Linked DNA regions of Mus musculus: regions 1 and 3 are each linked to region 2. Evidence: chromatin loops called from intact Hi-C (ENCODE). Cell type or tissue: heart. All regions are shown on one strand.

The links. Peaks named below come from ENCODE experiments on the same cell type or tissue, not always from the same donor. Only the 100,000 strongest peaks of a DNase experiment are listed, where the experiment ranks them.
Region 1: it touches region 2 in a loop (8-fold over the local background); 12 of 42 quality-filtered maps call a loop at or near these places.
Region 3: it touches region 2 in a loop (3-fold over the local background); 8 of 42 quality-filtered maps call a loop at or near these places.

The regions. Positions count from the first base shown.
Region 1 is chr16:3,905,151-3,913,150 of GRCm38, reverse strand. 1700037C18Rik (RIKEN cDNA 1700037C18 gene) reads left to right here and starts at 4,462. Exons shown (of 3, transcript NM_028484.2): 1 at 4,462-4,701; 2 at 5,957-6,310; 3 at 6,851-7,353. The coding sequence starts at 4,698. The coding sequence ends at 7,008. It overlaps Cluap1 (clusterin associated protein 1), which reads right to left and starts at 4,142. Exons shown (of 12, transcript NM_029738.2): 1 at 3,998-4,142; 2 at 1,589-1,700. The coding sequence starts at 4,019. It overlaps Gm41410 (predicted gene, 41410), which reads left to right and starts at 4,498. Exons shown (of 4, transcript NR_153801.1): 1 at 4,498-4,546; 2 at 5,957-6,247. In heart, a CTCF peak has its summit at 4,214 (motif pointing right); DNase peaks (open chromatin) are centred at 4,140, 4,510 and 5,500; H3K4me3 peaks cover 1,874 bases; H3K27ac peaks cover 1,398 bases.
Region 2 is chr16:3,999,595-4,007,594 of GRCm38, reverse strand. Slx4 (SLX4 structure-specific endonuclease subunit homolog (S. cerevisiae)) reads left to right here and starts at 5,917. Exons shown (of 15, transcript NM_177472.5): 1 at 5,917-6,234. The coding sequence starts at 6,225. In heart, a CTCF peak has its summit at 3,414 (motif pointing right); a DNase peak (open chromatin) is centred at 3,764; H3K4me3 peaks cover 1,988 bases; H3K27ac peaks cover 1,275 bases.
Region 3 is chr16:3,739,806-3,747,805 of GRCm38, reverse strand. Zfp263 (zinc finger protein 263) reads right to left here and starts at 3,707. Exons shown (of 6, transcript NM_148924.3): 1 at 3,039-3,707; 2 at 1,849-2,029; 3 at 1,311-1,384; 4 at 912-1,035. The coding sequence starts at 3,431. In heart, no CTCF peak of the experiment used is centred here; DNase peaks (open chromatin) are centred at 3,765 and 4,125; H3K4me3 peaks cover 3,278 bases; H3K27ac peaks cover 2,138 bases.

The DNA of each region.
Region 1 (8,000 bases), 94 kb after region 2:
TCTAAATAGTGAAACCCTGCCCAAACAAACAAACAAACAAAAGCAAAAAAAAAAAAAAAGTGTCCATTAAAGAGAAAGTGGATGATTGACTGTTGCTAAGGTGAGGTTCTCCAGGCTCCATCCAAAGAAATATGATTAAGCAGAAACTTCAAAAGCAAACAAAATAACCAGGGAGCAAATTCCAACCCACACCTGAGATTCCGTGTCTTGGAGCACAGGGTGGCTCAGTGGGTGAATGGGTCGCCTACCAGGCCTGGCACTCAGGATTCACAGAGTGCAAGAGGAGAACCAACTACAAGCTGTCCTTGAACCTTCACGTGTATGCTGTAGCTAGCATTAATCCATACATGTATGTGTATACACACATGCCTAGAGGGTAAAGGGGCTTGCTCTATAAGCCTTGAGACCTGAGTTCAATCCCCAGAACCTGTGTAAAGATAGAGGGAAAGAATCAACTCAATACTGTCCTCTGATCTCCACATGTGTGCATATGAACACCCGAAAAGGAATAGTAAAGTGTAAACAAACCAAGTATGGGACCCAGGCCACAAACTAAATCTAGCTCAGATGTTTAGCTTTTGTGAAAATAACCAAGACCGTGACTCAAGCTGATAGTCCTTGGCCCAAGATAGACACGAGGGCTAAATAATTCACTTTAAGGAGTGGCAGAGCTGTGGAAATTACTTGGATTTACTAACAATTCGCCAAGGCTCAGAAGACTGAGACTCTCACCCTTGTATTTGTACAGTTTGAAAGACAAGAATACTTTTTACACTTTAAAAGCAAAGAAAATGGGCTGCAGAGGCAGCTCACTGGTTTAAGAGCATATATTGTTCTTCCAGAGGACCTGTGTCCAGTTCCTAGCATCAATGTCAGATGGCTCCCAACTGCCTGTAACTGAAGAATATTCAACAGATATCTCATGTAGACTGAATTTTAAGTGTAGCAACTCATACAATATTTACTATCTGGTTCTTAACCCAAAAGGTTGTCAATCCTAATACAAGGCTTTTAACACAATGAAAAATCTCCATTATGTCTTGTTTTGGATTTTTAGTTTATTTTAAATTATGTGTACGTGTGTAGGTCTGTGTGTAAGGATGTGTGCGTGACTACCAGTGCCCAATGAGGTCCGGTGCTCTGCCAGAGCAGTACATGCTCTTAACCTCTGAGCCAGTTCTCCAGCCATATTTATAATACATCTACTACAGTATATCCTGAGTGTGCGAGCAGGCCCCTGAGATTCTGTGTGAGGGTTGAAGTGGAGGCTGTACCAACACTCTCATGATGACAGTCACCTCCTCAACGTTCTTCAAACGCTCGTCATTTCTTTCATCTCTTAAAAATGAAAGAGACAGGGTCTCTCACTACGCAGCCCTGGCTTTCCTGGAACTTGTTATGTAGGCCAGGCTGACCTTGAACTAACAGACATCTACTTGCACCATCGTGCGTGGCAGCTCTTTATAAGTTACAGCTAAGTCCATCCTATGCAAACCTCACTGTAGCCTTCCTTTGCATTAGAAGTTCCAGTTAGCTACTGAATGAAACCAACTATCCACACCAAGGTGTGAATAAAATGCATTCTAACCTTTTCACAAGCCACAGAAGCACTTCAGAGACAAGCCCAAAGTTGGGTGTGCGGAAATTCTCCATAGAAATATGGCGTGGGTACCCCAAGGCTCTCATCATCTCGGTGAAATCTGTGCAATATAAAACACAGTTCAGTCAGTCCTTGTCAAATAGCATCTCCTTTTGGAAAACAGTTAATCTAATGCTTTCCTTTCTTATCAGGTCTTCTCAACTCCAGGTGCTGAATTCATCAATTCTAGAATGGGGAAAGGAAAGGGGAGATTTGAAACAATATCTAATCCATCACCTGAAAAACACCCAAGTTCAACGATAGTAGATTTCCTTTGGAGAAATGGGGCGTAGGTATTAGCTGGGGCTTTAATTTCTCTCTGGTAGCTGCCTCTTTGCTATCCAAAATAAAAATTACCTAGCCTCATAAAACATGAGAAAAACACGTTGTTAGAACAAGATTATACATTGTTTTTTTTCCTCCAGTGACCATATATGATTTTCATGACATAAATTTTAAAGATCAATTACTTTATAGTCAGAGAAAATTTAATAAGAGAATGGCTGAACTATCTGCAGTATTTAGATTTACTGTAAAAAAAAAGATTAGTAAACAAGCTGGGCGTGGTGGTGCACGCCTTTAATCCCAGCACTTGGGAGGCAGAGGCAGGCGGATTTCTGAGTTCGAGGCCAGCCTGGTCTACAGAGTGAGGTCCAGGCCAGCCAGGGCTACACAGAGAAACCCTGTCTCGAAAAACCAAAGATTAGTAAACAGTAATATTTTAAGTTGGGAGCAACTAAAACAAAGCCACACTGCTTGAAAGAAAGGAGAAAACAATGATGAAGAAAGCGAGGCTTACAGATGAGCAACCAAGCCTGGCGTGGTGCTGCATACCTTTAATCCCAGTGCTCATAGGCAGAGGCAGATGGACCTCTGTGAACCTGATGCTAACCTGGTCTATGAAACAAGTTCTAGGTCATCCAGGGCTGTTGTTCAAGACAGGAAAAAACCTTGTCTTGAAAAACAAGTAAAAGAGAGCAAGAAAGCAAGAAAACAACCAACATTTCTGAGTTCTTACAATATGCTGAGATCTTGACCATGGTTCCTGGCAATGTAATGTCTACTCATGCTTACGGGTATTCAAAATGTACATTCAGCATTCCAAACAATCTATCTGGGCAACAAAGCAGGGCAGGCAGACTCTGCTAGGTCACGAAGAGATGGTAGAAAGATAGGAAGCATCCTTCCCTTATTTCTTTCCCTTATATCACACACACACATATATCCCATATATGTATACCCTTTATATTGCAGCTTTTCCTTATACCTCTATGAAAAAAGTCAGGTTTTGCCTAAACACTCCTTTTAGCTAAGTAGTAGCTATCAAGTTCTCCACTGTTATAAATGGTGACAGTCTCATAGATTACACACTATACAGCATTTATTTAAGGTAAAAAAATATAAATCAGTATAAATTCTGAAATACTCCTTTTAAATATTCTTTCCAGTACAATGATCACTATTCAATGATCCCAGTAAAGTGCCAGCCTCATCAAAAACTACGTGGGACAGTCATAATTACACTGTTTCAAATACCCTCAAACCCTAGACAACACGACCCTAATAGCTGCTACTCTTCTGTAAGTGAAGTAAGATTTTTTAGGTCACACAGTCCCATCACTCTAGCTGTGTGAACCAGGGGTAGCTATACTACTTAACTTGCAGTTAAAACTAGGAACAATAAGGGTGAAATATAATCACCTGCCACAAAAAGGATGTTTCCCCCAAAGAGTATAACGAGTAAGAGTAGTCTGCTTCCCCACTCTCTAGCCAAGTTCTCTGCCCAGTATTTGGCATTCAGGCAAGCTGGATTCAAACTCTAAAGCAACTCGTTCAATTACTTTGACCTCTTGCTGCCTGTTTCATCTCTAACCAGGGCACAAACCTGCTAGGAGTAAATGAAATATTGCCCACATAGAGGACAGCATGTGACAGATTGTAACATACAAACAAACAAAACAAACCCTCAAAAATGAACAAAACAACCTAGCAGCACTAGCCATCCATTCATCCGGCCACTTCCTCGGCTTTACTGGTTCTTTCTACAAACTAAATGCAGAAGAAGTCTCCATTTCCGCAAGACCTTTCTAATGCGGCTGCAAATGTGGCCGTGACAACCAGAGATAAAATGAGGTGAAATTAAACATTCAGTTCTTCAGCGGCTCGAGACACATTCCCAGTGTTCTAGCTACACGTGGCCAGTGACGGACCGAACTTTCCAAAGGTGCTGTAAAGTTCTGTCAGCCCCTGGCTGGCCCAGGGACCCACGGCCTGCCTGGGCCCACGGCTCTGGCAGGGGTCCGGCAGGGGAGTCTCGAGATCCTGGGAAGCCCACGGGAAAGCCGGGTGCAGCCTTACTGCGGAGGTCGCGGAAAGACATGGCGCTCTGGTCCCCAAGAGTCCACTGGGGCGCCGCTGCCCGTCTCTGTAGAGTTCGCAGGCCCAGCGCTCTCCGGTCTCTATAGCAACGCTCAGAGGCCTTGGACAGCGTGCGGACCAGGCCAAACAGGACAGGAAGCGAAGAGGGGTGGTGAGCGCAAGCGCAGGACACAGACCAACAGGTGGCGCCAAGCACCTTGCGAGCTGCGCAACGTCATAGTCTTTCAGAGAGCGCTTTTGGCTCTGGTCCCGTTGGAACTCTCATTACCTCACTGATATATGGAGCACATTATAACCTTTTGTGACCGAGTCTCCTTTGTATTTGTAAAAGCATAGCTAAACCCCGCAGTCGAAGCCTCATAAAGTATCCACAGAATGACAGGAACGAAGATACCCTACCCTGGGCAGAATTCGAGACCTGTACCCGGAAGGCTTTTGTGCACGCACAGCTAGTCAGTATTCCCGACAAGCCGGAAATTGGCGCCCAGACTCGCGCGCCAGAGGTTGCCCTGGAAACTGTGGAGCGAGGTAGTGCTGGTGTACCACGCCTAGGGTGTCAGGGTCAGCACAGGCTCTACAGAGAACTCTCCTTGGTGACTGCTACGAGTCGAGGACAACCGCGACAAAAGCAGGGCTGGAGAGAGGAGAGCTGTGCCAGGAAGGGTGGGCGATAAGGAAAATGGGTAGGTGCAAGAAGTAAAGGTGCCCTTGGCTAGAACACGGTGGTACTGACCAAGAGTAGATACTTAAGGACAAAAATATGTGGGGTAGGGCCATACATTCGTGGCTAGTCTAACATGGGGGACAATGCATTTGAACAGTCTTTGCAACAAATGGTTTTGAAACAATGAGCAATCCATAGCAAATTAATATCTATGTAAAAAACAATGGTTCATACACCTAGATGTAAAACCTAGAACTAAATTTTCTATAATGAAACAGAGTTGTGGTGGAGTTAAGATTCTAAAGAACCTGTAGTTTTATATTTCTACCAGCAGAATAATTGTTCCAGTTTGTCAGAATGCACAGGAAAAAAATTGGCATTATCTACATACTGCTTAACCTATGAGAAAATGGATAATTAGACAAGTGTCACCCAGAACCATCTTCTCAGCATGATTCAGATCTCTACAGGTTTGTTCTCCAAATCCTCGTTCTCCCTGCCACAAATGAGGAAGCCTAGCGAATGACTTTCCAGCATACCAAAGCCAATTTGTCTTATGTGGCTTGCTCTGAATCTAACATCAACAAATTTACCCTAGGTTTCTGGTCTCTTCCCTTGCCCGCCTCCCTCCTTGCCCCTGACATACCATACTCTCCCAAACTAGGAGGTCCAGGAAGACTAGTCTTTACTGTGACATCATAAGGACCAGTTGCTATGGGAGACCTGCAGATCCACCCCCTAGACAGGGGAGAGCAGGCCCTACTGCACAGAAGGCCTGGCCACTCCTCCCCCACCATACTGGCCCTCCATGGAAGCCTTGGTCTGTGCATTCTCTGAGCTTCGAATAAGAGAAGGTGCCTGGCTGCAGGGAGGAGCAGCAGCAGAGATGCCACACTGTCCCAACCTGGGCCCAAAGCTACTGGGGAGAGCCCAGGGATGTGCATGCTTGGGAAGGGAGTAACTCCTGATCTAGGCTATATGACTGGGCCAGGCATGCCCTCTTGTACCCACTGTGCTTATATACACTGGTGCCAGCATACTCTTTTTAGAGTAGAGAGCACAAAACGAGCTTGAAGTGCTCAACGGGATCTCAGTGCCAAAGTCCTGGGCTGCTTGGGCGCCTCTGTTAGGGGAGCAGCGGAGTAGTGGGAATAGACAGGAACTAAGACTGGATAGCCAGGGAGTAGAAGCTACGTATGAGTTGGTACTTGCATTTCCCCCAGATGCTGTTCCCACTGGCCATCACCCTCCTGCTCTCTCTCTCTCTCTTGCAGATGCAGTGAGCTGGGCCCCAGGACGCCCCAGCCACCCTGACACACCACCCAACATCTATGAGGGAGGATTGGGGGCCCAGCAGCAGCAGGGCCCCAGTGCTCAGGGAAGCAAGCCCAAGAACTTCCGACTGCGACACCTCCGGAGCCTGGCTCTCTACCTGCCAGGCCACATGCAGCCTGCTGGCCAATGTGGAAGCCACTGGCTAGGCCGGCTCATGGCTGGGGGCAGCCTGACACGGCCTGAAGGCTCACCCTGGCCCCTGGACCTGCCACAGGGGACCCTGGGTCCAGGTAACAGCCATTGCTCAGCCCTTCTGGAAGCCCACTTGCCCAGGGACAGCCTGGGAAATACAGGTAAGCTCTGTTAAGGCAGGACTAAAGACACGAAAGAAAGACTGAAGGGAACTCAAATGGGCCTTTTCATTTCCTAGCCTTCTGCCAAGAACTAGGAAAGGATGCAGTGGCCAGGACACACTAAAATAATGTCATGCTCCAGGGGCCAAGATCTTGTTTAATTTTTTTTTTAATCCGTGTGCCCCACTATTGATTCAGAACATCAATGTACACAATAAGTCCTTTGAAGTCTCAGGACCACAGCAAAAGCCTTTTGGGATGTGTAAGGCAGAGGAGACAATCTGGGATAGGAGTTCTAGGTTCCTATTCTCTCTATTTTGATGGACCTTGGACAACTTTGCCTCAGTTCCTTCATTTTATAAATGAAGGATTCATGACATTTCAGGTTTGACCCACTGACATCCCTTCCTCACCCTCACTAGTTCTTTCAAGGAAGTAGTGCCAAGGAGGCACTGCCTTGAAGGTTGTAAGGGCCGAGGACCCCAAGGTAATGTTTTAGATTGGGCCCCTCTGAGTGACTTTTCTTTCCTCTTTCCTCAGCTTCCAGTTCCAGCATGGACCCAGCCAAGGGTGTCCCCTCCCAGTCTGGTCCCCCCGAGGGCTTGGGACTCAGGCCCAAGAGGTCCTGGAGAGCCTTGGAGGAGACCATGTGTCCCTTGTGCAAGAGAACCCGCTCTGGGGCCTTGGAGAGGACATAGGAGCCAAAGTGCCAGGGCTGGGGAACAAGAGGGGAAGGATGGCCGAGGAGGAGGAGGCCAGTGTTACTGAGGAAGGGTTCGTCCCAGCGGCAGTCCTCCCCATTGAGATGGCCCCCAGAGTTGCCCAGCAGGAGACCTGGGCTAGTCTGGGGAAAGCATGAGGGAGGGAGGGAGGAAGGAAGAAGAACCATGAGAGGGACAGAAGAAATGGAATGCCCATGCCCTTGCAGCCTGCCCAAACTCCGGTCAGCCACTTGTACCTGGGAGGTCAGGCCGAGCAGAGAATCGGGTTCCTGAGAGGCCAGGAGTCCTCAGGTCTAATCTCAGTAAAAGCCAAGGCCTGCACCTTCTTGTTTGTTTGTCATTAAGCCAATCCAGTTAACATAGTCCTGCATCCATTCCAGGGGTTACATGGAGAGTCAGAGCCAGGTCCAGGGAAGCTTTGTGGATGAGAGGCTGCTGAAAGTGACAGCTCTGGCAGGCAAGCAGGGTCTCAATAGGCCTAAACAGGACATGGCATTCCGGGGCAAAGGACGAAATGGGGGTCGAGTTTAAAGAAGGAACCAGGACACCAACCAATGCAGATGTGTTGGCCTGGACCCCGCACTGTCCCCATCAAGGTTTTAGATGAGTCTATGGCCCCACAGGAGCCCATCAGGACTGGCACAAGTTTCTTTCAGCTGGACTAGATTTCAGGTACTTGGACCAAGTCTTTCTTGTGATGTTCTGTAGCCTCCCAGTAATGCCTTCTCCCAGGCTGTGACCACCTAAATTAATTGTCTCCAGATAACATCAACATCCACCAGGGACATTCCCACACAGGTTGTTAACATGACCAAGGCCTCTGCTGACCATGTGACTTAATTACCCTTGGAGCCTTGTCTAAGCTATGATGCAGGTGGAGGACAGGAAGACTGGAGAAAACTATAAAGTTGCCCACATGGCCCAGGTCCTACCTCCAAGCTGAGAGCTGACAGTGCTGGTATGAGCTG
Region 2 (8,000 bases):
GCCAACTCTCAAGAGGAGGGGAAAACAAAGCTACTTGAGGGGCAGTGCAGAGATAGGAGGCAGTTTTATTGGGATAGCTGTGTAGAGACAGGTGGCAGGCAGAGAGAGAGAGAGAGAGAGAGAGAGAGAGAGAGAGAGAGAGAGAGAGAGATGGAGACAAAATAACAGACAATGAGAGGGAGCCAGATTGCCACAGTAGTTTGAGACCAAGCAGAGAGAAGCTGGATTGAATTAGGCAGTGTGGAGAGGAGTTTGAGCCAGAATAGCTGAGTTGTACCAGCCAGCCAGATCTCAGAAAGAATAAAACGGGTGAGCTTATTCAGCAGTAAATCTGAGAGACTGAAAACATTCTAGGCCTAGATAAGATTGTACAGAGGTTGAAGTTTCCAGGACCAGGTCTAGGTCAGCAGAGTGAGACAGGAAGCCTGCAAGAGGACATTTACATCAGGAGAACAAAAGTTACTTTTACAAGACTTTTTATCAAATAACCTCTGTTTCACCAGCTCTTGGAAATTCAGATCAGGACAGTTATCTTTTGGGACCAACTTGATTTCTTGGCTGCTGTAGTATTCCATTCTTGAAAGGATTATCTCTGACCCCTGCTAAAGATGAGATTTGTGCCCTCCTCTAAGAACAGTGTTGCTTCCATACCAATAGATCCAGATGGTTCTGAGCGACCAAACCTACTCTATCTTGAGATCAGACTCCATCAAAAAAAAAAAAAAAAGCCTAAAAAGTTGGTCTACAGCTAAACCCAAGTTACACCCAAGTATCAGAAAGGACCCCATGACTTGTCCTTGACCCATACCCCAGAGTTACTCCTTAACTACTTCCTAACAACAGCCAATCAAAGGTCAGTCTGATTGTTTCAGATGTTTACTTTCAGACCATTTATGATTGTTCATAGTCTTGTTTCAGAACACCCACCTGTCTGCTTACAATAGTTATTTTATTAGATGCTTGCCAGACTAGACACTCACCACCCCACTTACTCTCACTTCCTATCCCAATGAAGGTGAGAGACCAAATCTTTTGGGTTCAGACTCCATCTTAGAGAACCTGACCTAAGGTTGAACTCAAGTGAACCAACAGGTGGGTCGGTACCTAGCACCAGCTTCCAGGCTACCTCCTAACAAAACCTGCATCCAGTTTCCAGATTATTCCCCAATAAATTTACACCCCCAGGTTACAAGCCTGCCCCTGGTACTTCACTTCCTAACCACAACCAATCAGGAGGAAGACAAAAGTTTATGGTTTGGCTCCCAGCACAGCCAATTATGTTAAAGGCCAAAATGTACCCCACCCCCATCAGATGTGTACGGGGCTAGATACTGCTAGCCTCTATAAATGCTTGCCTAAAACTAGGCTCAGGGATCCACCTTCCTGCCTTGTCAGGGTTGGCAGGAGCCCAAGCTTGAGCTTGAATAAAGAGACCCCAATGCAGTAGCATCGAAATCGGCTCCTTGGTCAATTGAGGCTCATGAATGTTTTTTGGCAGTACAAAGGTTTGGGGCGTCACTAAACCATTGTCCTGCTGCATCAGCAGCAGGGATGGTGGTGAGTAGGCCTAAACTCGAGTTTATAATAAAGAGACCCTAATGTGATTACATTAGGTTGGTCTCTTGGGGCTCGCAAACAGCTACAACTATTCCAGATGGTGCCTAAAGACCTAGGAACCAGACAAAAATTCAGTAACAAGGACATGGCCCTTATCCTCACACTCTGGCTCCTTCCTTTGGTCTTTCCTTTCTTCCCTCTTATCCTCATCCTTACGTTTTCACTCTGCCTTTTAAATGTTTTACTTAGCACACCTTCTTTCCTTATATCTGAACAAGGATGCTCTGATGTAAGCGCTCTCTCCACCGCAGCCCCATTTGTTCCTGATACATCTGCCAGAAGACCTTTTGGACACTGTGGAGTTCTGGGTGCAAGGAACCTTCATCCCTTTCACCCCAGAGCAGATACCATTCTTACATGTAGTGTATGCTACAACAGATTACTCAGCCATAGGAAAAATGAAATATTCACTTATGCAAGCCAAACAATTTTATGATCCTGTTTATATAAACACACAAACTTAGAAGATTACCAAGGGGCTGGGGTGTGGGGAGGGACTAGGGCTGACTGCTAATGAGAACAAGAAGTTTCTATTTGAGACTATAAAGTTTTCTAGAATTTGATATTGATGATAGTTGTAGAGTCTTGTGGATAAGGATCTATTGAAACATATATATATATTTTAAAAGATTTACTTATTATTATATGTAAGTACACTGTAGCTGTCTTCAGACACTCCAGAAGAGGGAGTCAGATCTTGTTACAGATGGTTGTGAGCCACCATGTGGTTGCTGGGATTTGAACTCTGGACCTTCAGAAGAGCAGTCGGGTGCTCTTACCCACTGAGCCATCTCACCAGCCCCGAAACATATTTTAAAAGGATTTCACAATTGTTGGCATTCCTTCTAGGCTCTGCCCAACAGTTACCTGGCAATACCAGGTAGGACTAGCTTGCTATAAAAGGGACTGTTTGGCCAGGCAGTGGTGGCACACTCCTTTAATCCCAGTACTTGGGAGGGAAAGGCAGGTGGATTTCTGAGTTTGAGGCCAGCCTGGTCTACAGAATGAGTTCCAGGACAGCCAGGGCTATACAGAGAAACCCTGTCTCCAAAAACCAAACCAAACCAAACCAAACCAAACCCCTCCTTGATCTCTCTGCCCCTTCTCTCTCTCTGACTCTCTTCTCTCCCTGATCCCTTTATCCCCCCTCTCCCCTCTTTCTCCATGTATTCCTGGCTGGCCTCTCTCCTCGATTCCTTGTTCCTCTCCTCACCTACCCTTTTTCAATTCCCCCTCCCATGCCCCCAAATAAACTCTATTCTATATTATACCTGTTATATTATATACTATACCCGTACCTCAGGGGGAAGGGATGCCTCAGAGTGGGCAGGCCTCAACATACTGCATCCTATAATTTATCCTTGGCTTAAAAAAAAAAAAAAAACCCAAACCACAGCAATATCTTACTTTATATCTCTAAGAATACAAAAGTGTGGTCTTCTTTCCAGATCTACTCCTTCAAATGTTCCCAGTGTTCTGTGACTCATCAAACGCTCAGATCCCAACTGTGTCATCGTACAAGGTCCTCACTCTCTTTACTAGTCATTTTCTTCCTGACTCCTAGATTAGAGTGTTGCCTCTTGCTCTTTTAACATGAGATTAGAAGTCAGCTACTACCTAGGACCTCCGGGTGACGCTGAAACCCATAATATGAGCCCACTGGGGCCTCCCGCCCTTAGGGCTGCACTAGCCAGGCACTAAGCCTGTGCCTGATGCTTTTTCCACACACATACCATGAGGGGATGCCACCACACGGTTTCTCATTTATTTATGCATATGTCTACATGTACATTTACACACCAGAAGGGGGCATCAGATACCCACGGGACTCAGTTAGAGATGGTTGTGAACTGGGAACTGAACTCAGGACCTCTGGACAAGCAGCCACTGCTCTTAATCGCCGAGCCACTCCCCGTTACCACACTTCATTAAACGCGACCATCAGTACCCTCACCCCGAAGCTCCTCAGCACTTAACAGAATTCATGGAGCGAGCGCTATCACCGCGCAGCCAGCAAGACTACACTGCTAGCTCGTGTGACCTCACACTGCCCGGAAACGTTGTAGTTGCTTTGAGAGACCGGAAGCCGACCCTCATCCCGCTTCCCCAACTCGGACCACGTACATAGTCTTGCGCACGCGCAGATCATGCGCCTGCGCACTCGTCATTCTCTGCTCGCAAGCCTCAGGGCGCAAGCGCAGCCCCGCGCGGTTCTCCGTTAAGAAGGTGCGGCTGAAGCGCGGGAGGTAGGAGGAGCTCGGCATCGGCCTAGAGTGTCCCGGTGCGGGGGAGTAGTGGTGGGGGTTGTCACTTCCCGCGGTTTCCCCTCTTCTGCGAGGCCTGAAGCCGTCTGTCTTGTCAGCCTTCCCCGGACGCCCGATCTTGACCGGTCCGCGGTGGAGTGACAGGAGCTGCACCGGGTAGACGGGGGCAGCGCCTGCCGGGAGGGAGGTAGGGACAGCCCAGCGATCAGAACCTTCTGTCTGGTTTTAGGGCCGTCAGGACGTTTCCCAAGGCAGGCCCAGTCCTTTTCCGTGGGTCACCCGTAAGGGTAGGCGGGAGGGTCCACCCTGCCCGAATCCATTCATTCCCTTAATTCCTGCTAGGAGCTGGTAGGCAGGTAGGATGCTGAGGAGGCAGGATTCCCCTACCTGGAAGCTGGCAGCCTGGTGGAATCCGTTATGTCGTTCAGCAGATATTGGTGGAGCACCTCCCAGAGAGGACAGACTTATGACTTGATTGTCAGGAGAGATGTGGGGACTCAACGCTAATGTGTCGTAGAGATTTGCACATCTAGCACAATCAAATTCAGTTTGTTTTTGCCTAACGTTCCAGGTCCCTGAGAACTGAATTGACCTCTCTGTCACTGCAGGCCTCTCCTTGCTACCATTTCTCTTCACTGTCTTCCCCCTGTATCAAACTCTTTGCAGTTTATGAATTCAACAGATCGTTGCCTAGCATTTGTTATAAGTTGGGTACCAGATAGCCCAAAGAAAATACAAGGTAAATAAATGTCTATCTAACTGATATGCTGAACTTCACTAACAGATAATTGAGTGAGTAGAAACATAGGCTCTGATACCCTGGAGCCACACTGCCCTGCTACTTCAGAACGGTTCCTTACACTGCTTGTGGCTGATTCCTCACCATAAGGAAAAGCTGACAGTAGATTGTATTATATAGTATTGCTGTAAGGATTAAATGGGCTAAAGATTTGAAAAGCAATTAGCATAGCATTGGGCATATAAGCTTTCAATGAATGTTATGCCCTGCAAATGATTATAAGCTGTGACAGGTGTCACTGTGGCAACCATGTGTGACAACATGGAGTGAGGTGGGGGAAAGAGCCCATGTGAAGGAGTAGGGGAGACGTCTATAAGATTATTGCACTATGTATTTGGAATGAATAGATTTCTGTCATTGGGTTATATAGGGAGGTGTGAGAGTGTGTGTGTGTGTGTATTCTCATCTGTTAGCCAGATGAGAATGTTGGGTATACTATTTTATCACTGTTGGCTTTCTTGAGACAGGGTCTCTCAGGAGCTTGCAAATTTTCAAGTAGTCTGGCCAACCTTCAAGGTTCAACAATACTCCTGTCTCTATCTCCCCTCCCATCCTCAGCACTGGGGCTACAATAGTGCCTCCACACCTGGTTTTGTTTTTTTTTTAAACATGGGTGCTGGCTATCTAAACTCAGGTTCCTGTCCTTTTCAGTAAGCACACTTACCCTTACTCACCAAGCTGTTTCCCCAGACCCAGATTATTCAGTTTTGATTTTGAACTAGAATATACTGTTTGCCCTAATAAACATTCATGCCTGTAAGAGCCAGCCTTTCTCTGCAGGCAGCTTAGAGAGCTCTTATGGACTCAGAATAGAAAAAAGGTGGCCTTTCTGTCTCCTGAATGTACAAGGATATATATATCCTTTTTCTCCTTATTTCAATCATTTTGCAGCATCTGCTGACTGTCCCATAAGCTGATCAGGTGACAGCTGGAGTCCTGAGGCCACTCGAGATAAGCTCCCTGTATTTGGGGAGCATATATCTGTGTGGCAGCTGCTCTTCATATTTTTCTCCAATTTCAGTAAAAACCACGTGTGTGCGTGCTTATGTGGTGTGTGATATGTCTTGTGTGTGATGTGCTCTGCACTGGGACATCCTGTGGAACAAGTGTACTTGTAACCAGACTGTATTTGGAGACTTTCCTCATACCTGACATCCTCTTGTACACCGTGGGAAAAAATGACATAAAATGGCAGTAGCTGTCTAATTATACTTAGATGCTTTTGGTTTTCCACAGATATAAAATTAGATGAACCTACGCCCTTTATCACTGTGGAGATCTTGGAGAATCACCTGATCACAGAGTTCACATGTGTTCTATCTCAGAGGCAGCTGTTGGACAACAAAATGCTCTCTCACTTGTGAAGTTTTTAAACAACTTATTTAGCTACGGGTCCAAATTGAAGGAAGATATAAAAGTCACATGGAGAGGAGGTCAGTACAAAGTCTCCGAGTAAATCAGAGAGAAGAGTTGCTGAGCTGCAGTGAGGTCAGAGGCGTGGGAAGGCCTGAGTGGGCTCACACACGAGTTCCTCATCTGTGGACATGGTTCCAGGTCGGTCCTCACTCCCCTAAAGACAAACCGGAAACCTTAAAACAGGTCAAGTGATGGAGGAGTCAGATGACGATTTCAAAGAACTCTGTGCCAGCTTTTTCCAAAGGGTGAAAAGAAATGGGACCAAAGAAGCATCAGGAGAGAGGACGAGGCAGAAGGCCTCTGGCCACACTCAGAACCGAGGCAAACGGAAAGAAGGCCGCCAAGTTGCCGCCAGGAGCAAAGCTCTTCAAGGCCCTTCAGAGAAGAAACCTCGATTAGGCAGCCAGACCCCTAGGACTACAAAGCAAGGGGCACCCAAGTCTCAAGAAGGGGGCCCAGCTCTCCCTGCGAATGGGAAGGGAGACGTTCTTGCTCCTACCCCAGATCAGCCAGTGTTGTGTGAGAGAGCACAGAGCATTCAGACAGGTAACCAGGCAGGACTCACTGCCAGATTTGGTTCCAGAAAGGAACCAAACTGATCAATGCTGTTGTTAACCAGGGCTCAGAAAATCTACTATGAAAGCAGATAGCTGGGTGTGGTGGTGCACACATCTAGTCCTAGCACTTGGGAGGCAGAAGGAGGGGAATCTCTGGGAGTTTGTGTCAGCTTAGTGTCTACATACTGAGTGTGGGATAGCCATGGCTATGCAGAGAGAGATCCTATCTCAAAAACAAAAAGGCCAGACAGCAAATATTTTGTTGTTGTTACAGTTCACATGTTTATGTTGCAACAACAATTGACTCTCTTTATCTATGCGATTCCAACTCTGTCCGAAGGTAAACATTTGATAAAAGAAATAATTTGTACTTAATATGTCCAGACTTTTTTTCTCGTTTTCATTCCCTAACAACACCTTGTAGCAACTATTTATATAGCTTTTGCTTTATATTGGATATCACATTAATATATAGGTGAATTAAAGTACACTAGGTATGCACAAGTTAAATGTAGATAGGTAGTAATTTTCAGGGGCACCGAGAACTGATCCCCCCTCGATACAAAGGGTCAACTCTTCCTAATGGCAGCTGTGGTGAGGAAGCAGCCCAGGACGATGTGGAGGTGAATGGGGGCCGCCGTGTGCTGATGAAACTTAATTTACAGAAATAAGCCTAGCCCTACAAGCAGTTTGCCCAGTCCTCTGTGTGCTCCCATGAGTGTGTTTAGAGCTTTGTGCTCCATGAGCTTTTTGTCACTGTTTATGTAGTTGACAGTAGTCATGTCAGCATAGAAATAATGGCACCTTTAGTATATGTGTGAATTGATTTTAAGGTAGGTACATTGGAATGGTCCAGCCAGTTTGCTCAGACTGAGGAGGCTCTCAGAGGATGGGCTGACAGCTTCCTCAGCTATCTATATGCTTCATCTAACCCTTCACACAGAACTGAAAACCAGACTTACATGTAAGATGGGCTCTGCCGGCTCCTGCTTTCTGTTTCCTCACTTTCTCTTCCTTACTGTAAAAAACATTTCTAGTGTGGGTGCAGAGTCTTTCATCGATGGTCTTAAAGTCTGACCTCCTGGAGACTGCTGAAGGACTCTACAGCCCTGCCCAGGCATGCTGGCCATTCAGTCTCTCTCTCTGCAGCCGGTGAAAGGCCTCAGTGATTTGCACATGCAAACCTGCACAGTTAGCCTGTAGCTTCCTGGGCTCCTAGATCTCCACTGAAGGCTGTAGGTGTATCTCAGGTTAAAACATGGGTCTAGGAAGAGATAAACACTTGTCATTAGTATTTCTTTATTAATAACATTATTGAGATATTGCTCATTACATAATTTTAAAGTA
Region 3 (8,000 bases), 260 kb after region 2:
CTCGAAAAACCAAAAAAAAAAAAAAAAAAAAAAAAAAAAAAAAAAAAACCCCCCAAAAAAAACCTTGAACTTTTAAAACTAGAATATACACTTTGTAATTCAAATAAGTATAAAATAAATAAATAAAAATAAAATAGAATAATCACTTCTTTGAGAATCAACTTACTATAATAAGAGTGTTGGCTACTTATAGGTAGAACTAAATTTAACTGTAAAACTCTGGGGGGAAAAAAAAACCATGAAATCAACTGGGAAAGAACCTGGGCTCTTAGAAGACAATGAGATTAAAAGTTTTAAATCCACCGGTGCTATGCTAAATAGAGAAGCCAACAACTCACTCAACCGCAAACAAAACAGACTCAAACAGAAGCTCAGCTCCAGCAATCTAATCTCTCGTCATCGCTGGTACAGCAATGGAAAGTGATGTAACCCAGGAGATCCCAAAGAAAACTAAAGCCAGCAGTAGCTCTGCACGATCAGTGCAGGTGAATTCACAGCTCTAAGTAGCCTCATACAAACATGGAGGAAAACACCAGCAGTGTGATTTCTTCCTGCTGTATGCTTCAATATAACCAATCATACTGTCCACACTACCTTCCATTACCTCCATTTTTTTATTATGAGAATTTTCATACACATAGAGAAGCTGAGGATTTGTGTTGCCTTTGGAAGTTCTCTCCAGTTCAGACTCTCTGCTTTAAACTCTTAACAATGGAAACACAGTCTAAGGATACCATTAAGTCTATCAACTGTGCCATTTGGCAGATGTTTATCTGAATATTAGGATAAGAAATGTTAGAGTAAGGAGTGGGGTTATTGACAAAACTCAGAGCTCATGTCCAGTAGGTGTGTATGTCCAAGAAGCAGGATAGTCTGGTCATAAATATCATCCCAGAACGAGAAGCTCTTACCTAGAGTCCCCGAGTTCTCATAGCTATCTTGTACCATATACCTTGATAGAGCTCTCTTACTAGGATCCTGATGGTCCCACTCCTGAGAGATATACATTGCCATGTCCTCCAGGCTCTCGGGCAACTGAAATAACAAGATCTCCTTTAGCATCACATGCAGTAACGCATTAAGAATAATTCAAGCAGAGTCATAGTAAATGGGTTAAAACACATGAGTGCCAAGAAAACTCATGTCATGGGGGAAGCCTACAAATGATGGGTTGAAAAGACAAAGAAAATAAGGGAGATATCTGATCAGAAAAAAAAAAATCTTTCTAGTAGCATAGGGGAACCTCCCACCCTAAAAGCAGAGGAGAAAAGGAAAATTCTGGGGAAAGGCAATGAGAACTTCCACATCACCTGGGTCCCAGTCATATCCTTATCTTCCACATTCCCTTCAGGAGGGAAGAGAGAGAGCCAGGGAGCGGATAATGCTAAAGATAACAGAAATTATAATGAGAACAGTAACACCAAATCTTAGCAGCCCAGATTATAAGACAATATGCATTCCCCAACTGCAAGTCTCAGCTTTTAGGATTGACAGTAAACAAAAAGTAGCAAAGGTGTGCTAAGGTGATCTAAAGTAACAGGGTTATAGTAAAGGCATGTGAGCCATCCTCCATCCTGGCCGACAGGGTTCTAACCATACACCCCACATCAATCAGCTAACTAGAATTTGCCTGTTCTGTACACAGAATGGCTTTACTAAGAGCTTCCCCTTTCCTCCCATCCAACCTTTACAGAATTCATACCACCACTTTTAGGTTTTTCAGAACACAACTGAGAACTTTAACTTCAGAAATTCTTTCTCCTTGGCACCTGTACCACATTCTGCTAGGGTGAGTGGCAATCCCAGAGCCCCTCCTCCCTCCCACCTGCCCAGATAACTGTTCCTCACCCCTCTCCTTTACAGCCTGGGAGTCCCTTTGGGGGCTGGGGTCTAGCAGCTCCTGCAGCCTGGGGCCAGGGCTTCGCTCAGTCTCCATTGGCTCCAGCTTGAAGCTCGGTGACTCTCCTGCTGTTTCCAGTGGCAAAGGCTCCTCCAAAAGCACTTCTGCTCCCCGCCCTTGGTTTGTGACCTGGGAACCAACCCACATCACTCATCATCACAACGGGGCTGACAGAATTGGAAATTAGTACAGGATTCTTAGGACACACCCTCAACAGAGAACCACAGACTATCCCTTTGGTCTTGGCCAAGAAGATGTTTTATGCTAAGGGCTTTTTAGGTGGTAGCAGAAAATGGGGGAGGGATGGAGCAAGAAAACTGAGGGTCCACTCTCAATGCACACTTTCTCAACATATTCCATTGATACTCCTCACTTCTGCTCGATCACACTCACCTGTTCTAGATGCTTCCACGTTTCACTACTAGATAAGGTGAACTTATCAGGCTGCGACCATAGCCCCTCGGTGCTTAGCTGTTTTTCAGAGTTCAATTAGCAGAGATCCAGTTCTGTATTGCAAACTATTGACTAAGATATGCTGGGTGTTATCCACTAAATATAGGCCTGGGATAGTGGCACATGCCTGTGGGAATCAGCAGTGGGGAGGCTGAAGCAGGAGGATTGCCTCGAGTTTAAGCCTGGGCTACATATCTAGACTCTGCCTGTAACCCTAGAACTCGGAATTTGGGGAGACTGAAGGTGGAGGACCACCACTGTTCTGCAGCCAAGCTCAACTACACACTGAGTCAGTTAGCTTGAGCTACGTAAGACTTTGTCACAAAACAAACCCCTCAAAGCAGTGGCAGTAGGTGTCATCCAAACGACATACTTTTCTCCAAGTCCTCAAAATTATTCCCAGACAGTGCTTTAGCCAACAGAAAAACAGGACGAAACAGATTAAGTAGTCTGCCCAAAGTCACGAGGCCTGTGAGAAGCTTTCTAACTACATAACTAAATACTGGTGGAAGTGCTCCTCACTTCCTACTGTCGTCATATGGGAACAATCTGGAAGGAAAGGATAAGCTACAAAAAAATCCCTCTCCTTCCTGTAAAGTGTACTCAGGACGATCAAGTATATTCGACTACAGAAGAGGCTAGCACAATGACTTCCGGGCCAAACCACGGGTAAAACAGCTGTCACCTGTTGCCTCAGTTTCCCAAGTTCTTTCTGCATACGCTCCACAAGAGTGACTGCTTCTTCGCCGCTCTCTGGGCGCAGCTCCTGCACCCTGCTCTGAATCTCCTGGGGAAGGATAGTCAAGAACTGCTCCAGCACCAACAGCTCCAGGATCTGTTCCTTGGTGCGCATCTCCGGCCGCAGCCACCCGCGGCAAAGCTCCTGAAGCCGGCTAAGGGCCTCCCGGGGACCCGGGGCGTCCTGAAAGCGGAACCGTCGAAATCGCAGATGGGAGGCCTCCGGGCTGGGCTCTGGCTCAGGCGGGGGTACCTCGTGGCTCCAGGCACAGTCCTCCTCCAGTTTCACTATGAGGAGCCCTTCTGGCTCCTGCGAGCTTGGGCCCGCAGCCATAGTCATGCCCCGACACCAGCCTAGGTCCCGACACCAGCTACGTCCGCCTTGAGAGACGCCCTGGGTTCTGTACAGCAGTAGGCCACGGCTGCAGCAACCGAGAGACTCCGGGCTCCAAATCCCGCCGGAGGAACCCAGGTCACAATCTCAGCAATATCAGGCCTGCAGCGTCGCCACCTGACCGGCTTCTCAGGCCCGCACAGAACTTAAGTCGCAGGGCCCGGGTCGCAAGCCTCAGCACGCGAGTTAGGCGTCATAAGCCAACGGCCGCTAGTCAGGACGGACTTCCGGTTCACGTTTCCCTTGCGCTGTCTCCCATTGGGTCGGGTCTCACCACGTACTCACGGTCCACCCAGGACAAGGAAAATTTGCATAAAAGAGCGGGAGGGGAACAAGTCGGATGGGGATGAGGGGCGGGGCTACGCAATGGGCGGGGCCTCCAGGTGGGGAAGCGGTAGGGGTGGGAATCCCTGGGCGGATGTGACCCGGGGACAACCTGGCTCAGATTTGCATAGGAAAGTTTGCCAAAAGGTAAGTTCTTCAGCCACGCTTGAACCAGAGTCCAGAGGCGCTAGAGTGTCATGTCGGGGCCCAGAAGCTTAACAAAGAAAACCTTTCCGAAGGCCGATCCCAACACTCCGGAGACCTACAACCGGAAATAGACTGTGCTTCCAGGGCTCGAGCTGCCTGGGGCTGGTGGGAAATGTAGTCCATGGCGCGCCCTTGTTATTGCGCCTGCACTGTGGCTTGAGCAGGTCTAAATGGATTGTCGAGCTACGATAAACATACCCGTGCCCGAGCTTTTGCCTCCCTGTGAGCGATGGTCCCTAGTCCTCCATCTTTAGGTGGCTGGTCGACCCAGAAGAACGCTCTGGGTATGAACTGCTCTTGCCATCTCCCAGAGCAGGTCTAAGGATTAGCATAATCATCGGCTCTGACTATTTTCCTGAAGGTTGAAGAAAAGGAAACACCAAGGCGGACTTCCTTATTTTTTGAAGAGAGAATAGCCCAGGCCTGAGACTGCAGCTGTCACAGACAGGTGGTGGAGTCTGCAGATTCTAGGAGTGTGTCACGAAAACCCGTAATCACTTATTGGACACATGCTTACATTGTTGTCTATTCATTGCAACTCAAGAGGCAGGGAAAGCCTTCCTTGCTCTGGTCTCCCTTTGTGAACTTTTTATACTTTGTAAGACCTTGAGGCAGGAAAATGGCCACCAGGAGCTCCAGCAGCCAGGTCCCTCCCACCTCTGACTTCCTTAATGGTCCCTAACCCTAATAGTTGTTTAATAATAGCTGTTACTGTCATTCCCTGGCCCGAGGAGGAAGAGTAGCCTGGCCCCACCCTACAAGACAAAAAGATAAAAATAAATAAATCCCACCAACCCTGAACAGAAAAACCCACTAATCCTGGAGCTTGGTATAGAAACCCTTCAAGCCCTGAGCAAACTCATCAGTCTCTGATCTCCTTCAAGCTCAGTGAAATTCTACCAATCCTCACCCTGGAAAGCTGTGGTGGGAAGATTAAGAAATCTTGTATAAACCCTGCCTACCACTCAGTTCCCTGCTTTCTTTCCTGAGCTGAGAATGATGTTCTGGATTTTTCCTTCCCAATGAGTCTCTTGAATGAGGTTTGTCGTGCGGCACGACTTTTGGTTCCCGATTGCCAGGGTATCTTTCCCTTCAGAGCTTCAGCATTCATACATGAAATAGAACTTTGAAGATATGGTATGAAGTAAGTCCTGTGGTTATGGCATGGAGTGCCGTCGTGAGGTCCCAATATAACTCAAATACCAGGTCAATGCAGATGCCAAAAATTTATTGTAATCAAGCTGCTACTGATTGATCAGGGCTGTAGAACAGACTCATGAGCTGAACTGTGACCTTGAGGGGATGCTGTGCAGCATATTTAAAGGAAACAATAAAGCAAGGGGGTTGGGCTGGGCTGGGCTGGGTGGTAGCATTGTCCAATCATTTTGACAAAAGGGGTTGAGAAAGGGAGTTTCCATCAATCAGGATGGAAGTTGGGGCCTGGGCCTGGGAACATGAACTTAATTTGATCCTGCCAGCAAGATAGAGAAGTTGTCCTTGAGATGTCTTGACTCAGACAACTTAAAAGTTGTCCCTGAGATGTCAGGACTCAGACAACTGTTTCTTTATAATAGAAGCTGTTTAACTATTGGGAAGTCCTCAGCTCCACGAGAGCCTGGGACCTTGAATTTAGGTCCTATGACCTAAAAAGAAAATGGTAGTATTTAGAATAAGTTTCTTTTGCTTGTTCCCAATAGTGCCAGTTAAGTCGATGGCCTAAGTTCATACAGCTAACCTGTAGCAAAGCTTAGGCTGTGGAAATAAAAATGGTCTGTTTTGGATGACTGTGTGTAGTTTCATCACAGGTACAAAAGCCCACAGGCTGCCATGGCAAATGCCTATTTATCTAGACACTAGGTAGCACATGGGCTGGTATAGGTTCATTCAGAAAAAGCTGGCTAAGACTTGGGAGGTTGGGTTGGGGAGATGACTCCGCAGTTATGAGCAGTAGCTGACCTCCCAGGGGACCTGGGTGGGTTCTGTTCCCAGCAACAGAAGGTGGCTCACAGCCTTCTGTAGCTTCAAATCCAGGGGATCTAGCATTCTCTATTGGTCCCCAAGGGCATCCATCCATGCCAGGTATCCTATATGCAGTTGTAGTCCAAATTGAATAGTTAATGACCTGATGGGCTGAGAAACTCCGGAAAGTTGACTTGGCTGTTAGGATCCTGGAAGCTTCTCCTATGATCCTCCTTTTGGTATTTACCACTTTCAGACTGCAGGTAGAACTGGCCTGCAGATGGAATCTTCCATCCTTACAGTGCAAAACGCCCAAATCCCCAATGCCATGGAGCACAGTCTCCACTAGTGAGGAGAAACTCCTGGTTTTCAACTGTTCTGATTCAAGGACGATTCTGCTTTCGTTGAGGTCGGTCTCCTCTTCCTTTTTTTCCTGTACTGCCTCATTTCTGGTCTAGCAAAAACACTCATATACATAAAAACAAATCTTGTTATAAAAAGATTTGTGAAGCCAAGCATCCCCTGTGATCATCTTCTTGTAGTTTGGACATTCCTGTCTCAGGGACTGTAGACTGACGCTGAAGCCCCTTTTCCTACCAGTGTGCACGAGGTGCTCTCAGACAGTTTATCTGATCTCACTAAGATTTCCCTGCTGGTCTGGAGTAACATTTTACCAGTTCTTACAATGGGGGGTGAGGAACTAAACAAAGTACCAACGGATGCTCTGCACACATTGTGAGCTTGAATCAGGACCAAAAGATGGGAAACTGAGGGGCCATAGAAGGGGAGAAGTTCTCAAATCAGGATCTGGCTGGAAGTCAGAAAATTCAACACAGCTAATAAAAACAAAATTTACAGAAGCTGGCCATGGCCACATGCCTGTAACTCATCCTAACATTCGGAAAACCTGAACAGGAGGATCAGAAGCTCAGCCTGAGCTGTAAAAGGCCTTGTCCAAAACCAAATGCACCACCATGTGTTGTATGCTTATTTTTAAAGTTTTGCTTAATCTATTCTACTGTAAATTATGTTGTTTGAACAAATTAACTTAGAAAACCATAAAATCATATATAGCTGTCATCAAAACCCTGTACAGTTCTCTTGAGATGCTCATACCCATGTCTTGGGTGCATAGTCTTGTCTTTTTATTTCCAATTCTTTACCTGAAACATTAAAAAGAGATGCTTTATTGTACATGTTACTCTTAGCCACAACTGAGAACAGAACTTGTACTGGAATTCTAGTAGAGTCATCATACCCAGAGTAAACATTTAGAGCGGAATAGTGGTTTTTCGGTGTCTAGGGGAGACATCAGAGTGAATGGTTGTTTTCTAGAAGTACTTTGACCTTGAATAAATCACTGAAGTAAGGAGTGTTTTCTGTTATCTATAGAGTTGTTTTTCTGAAGGAGCTTTCCAGCCTTTGCATGACTTTGGTCACATGACTGTCCTGGCACACCTGGAATGTCTTACACTATTTATTGCTGCAGACAGTAAGAACTAAAGTCGTAGGGCCGTATCTTTTTCTTCAGGAAACTTATAGGTTAGGGGCTTTGGTATGAGGGACTTGTTTTACCCCCCAAACCATTTATGTAGTAATAAATATGTTTCTGTACAGATGTTCGAGGTTCAGTTCGTCGTGGCTGCTCCCTGCTGCCTGACCCTGATTATATTCTCCTCCTTCCGTCTCCCTGTGTAACTCAGAATACTGATGAGAGTTACACTGGGATGCAGTAGTCCCGTTTGGGTTGTCGGCACAGCAGGCCTCCCAGAGGTGGCGGTAGTCATCAGAAGGTGGACATCGCAGATCCACTGAGCGGAAATGTCAGTGACATCGTTCAGCCTGACACTTCCTGCCAATGCCACCCTCTCAGCATCCCTTGCTTTTTTTCTTCCAGCACCGAGCATTCCTTATTTCTGCTCCTCTAGCTTCCCTGGATTCCCTGTTGTCTCCTCTTCTCTTTTGCTTCAGCCTGCACAATCACTTCTTTCTTCACTTTGCTGTCATGCCACAGGTTAAAAAAGG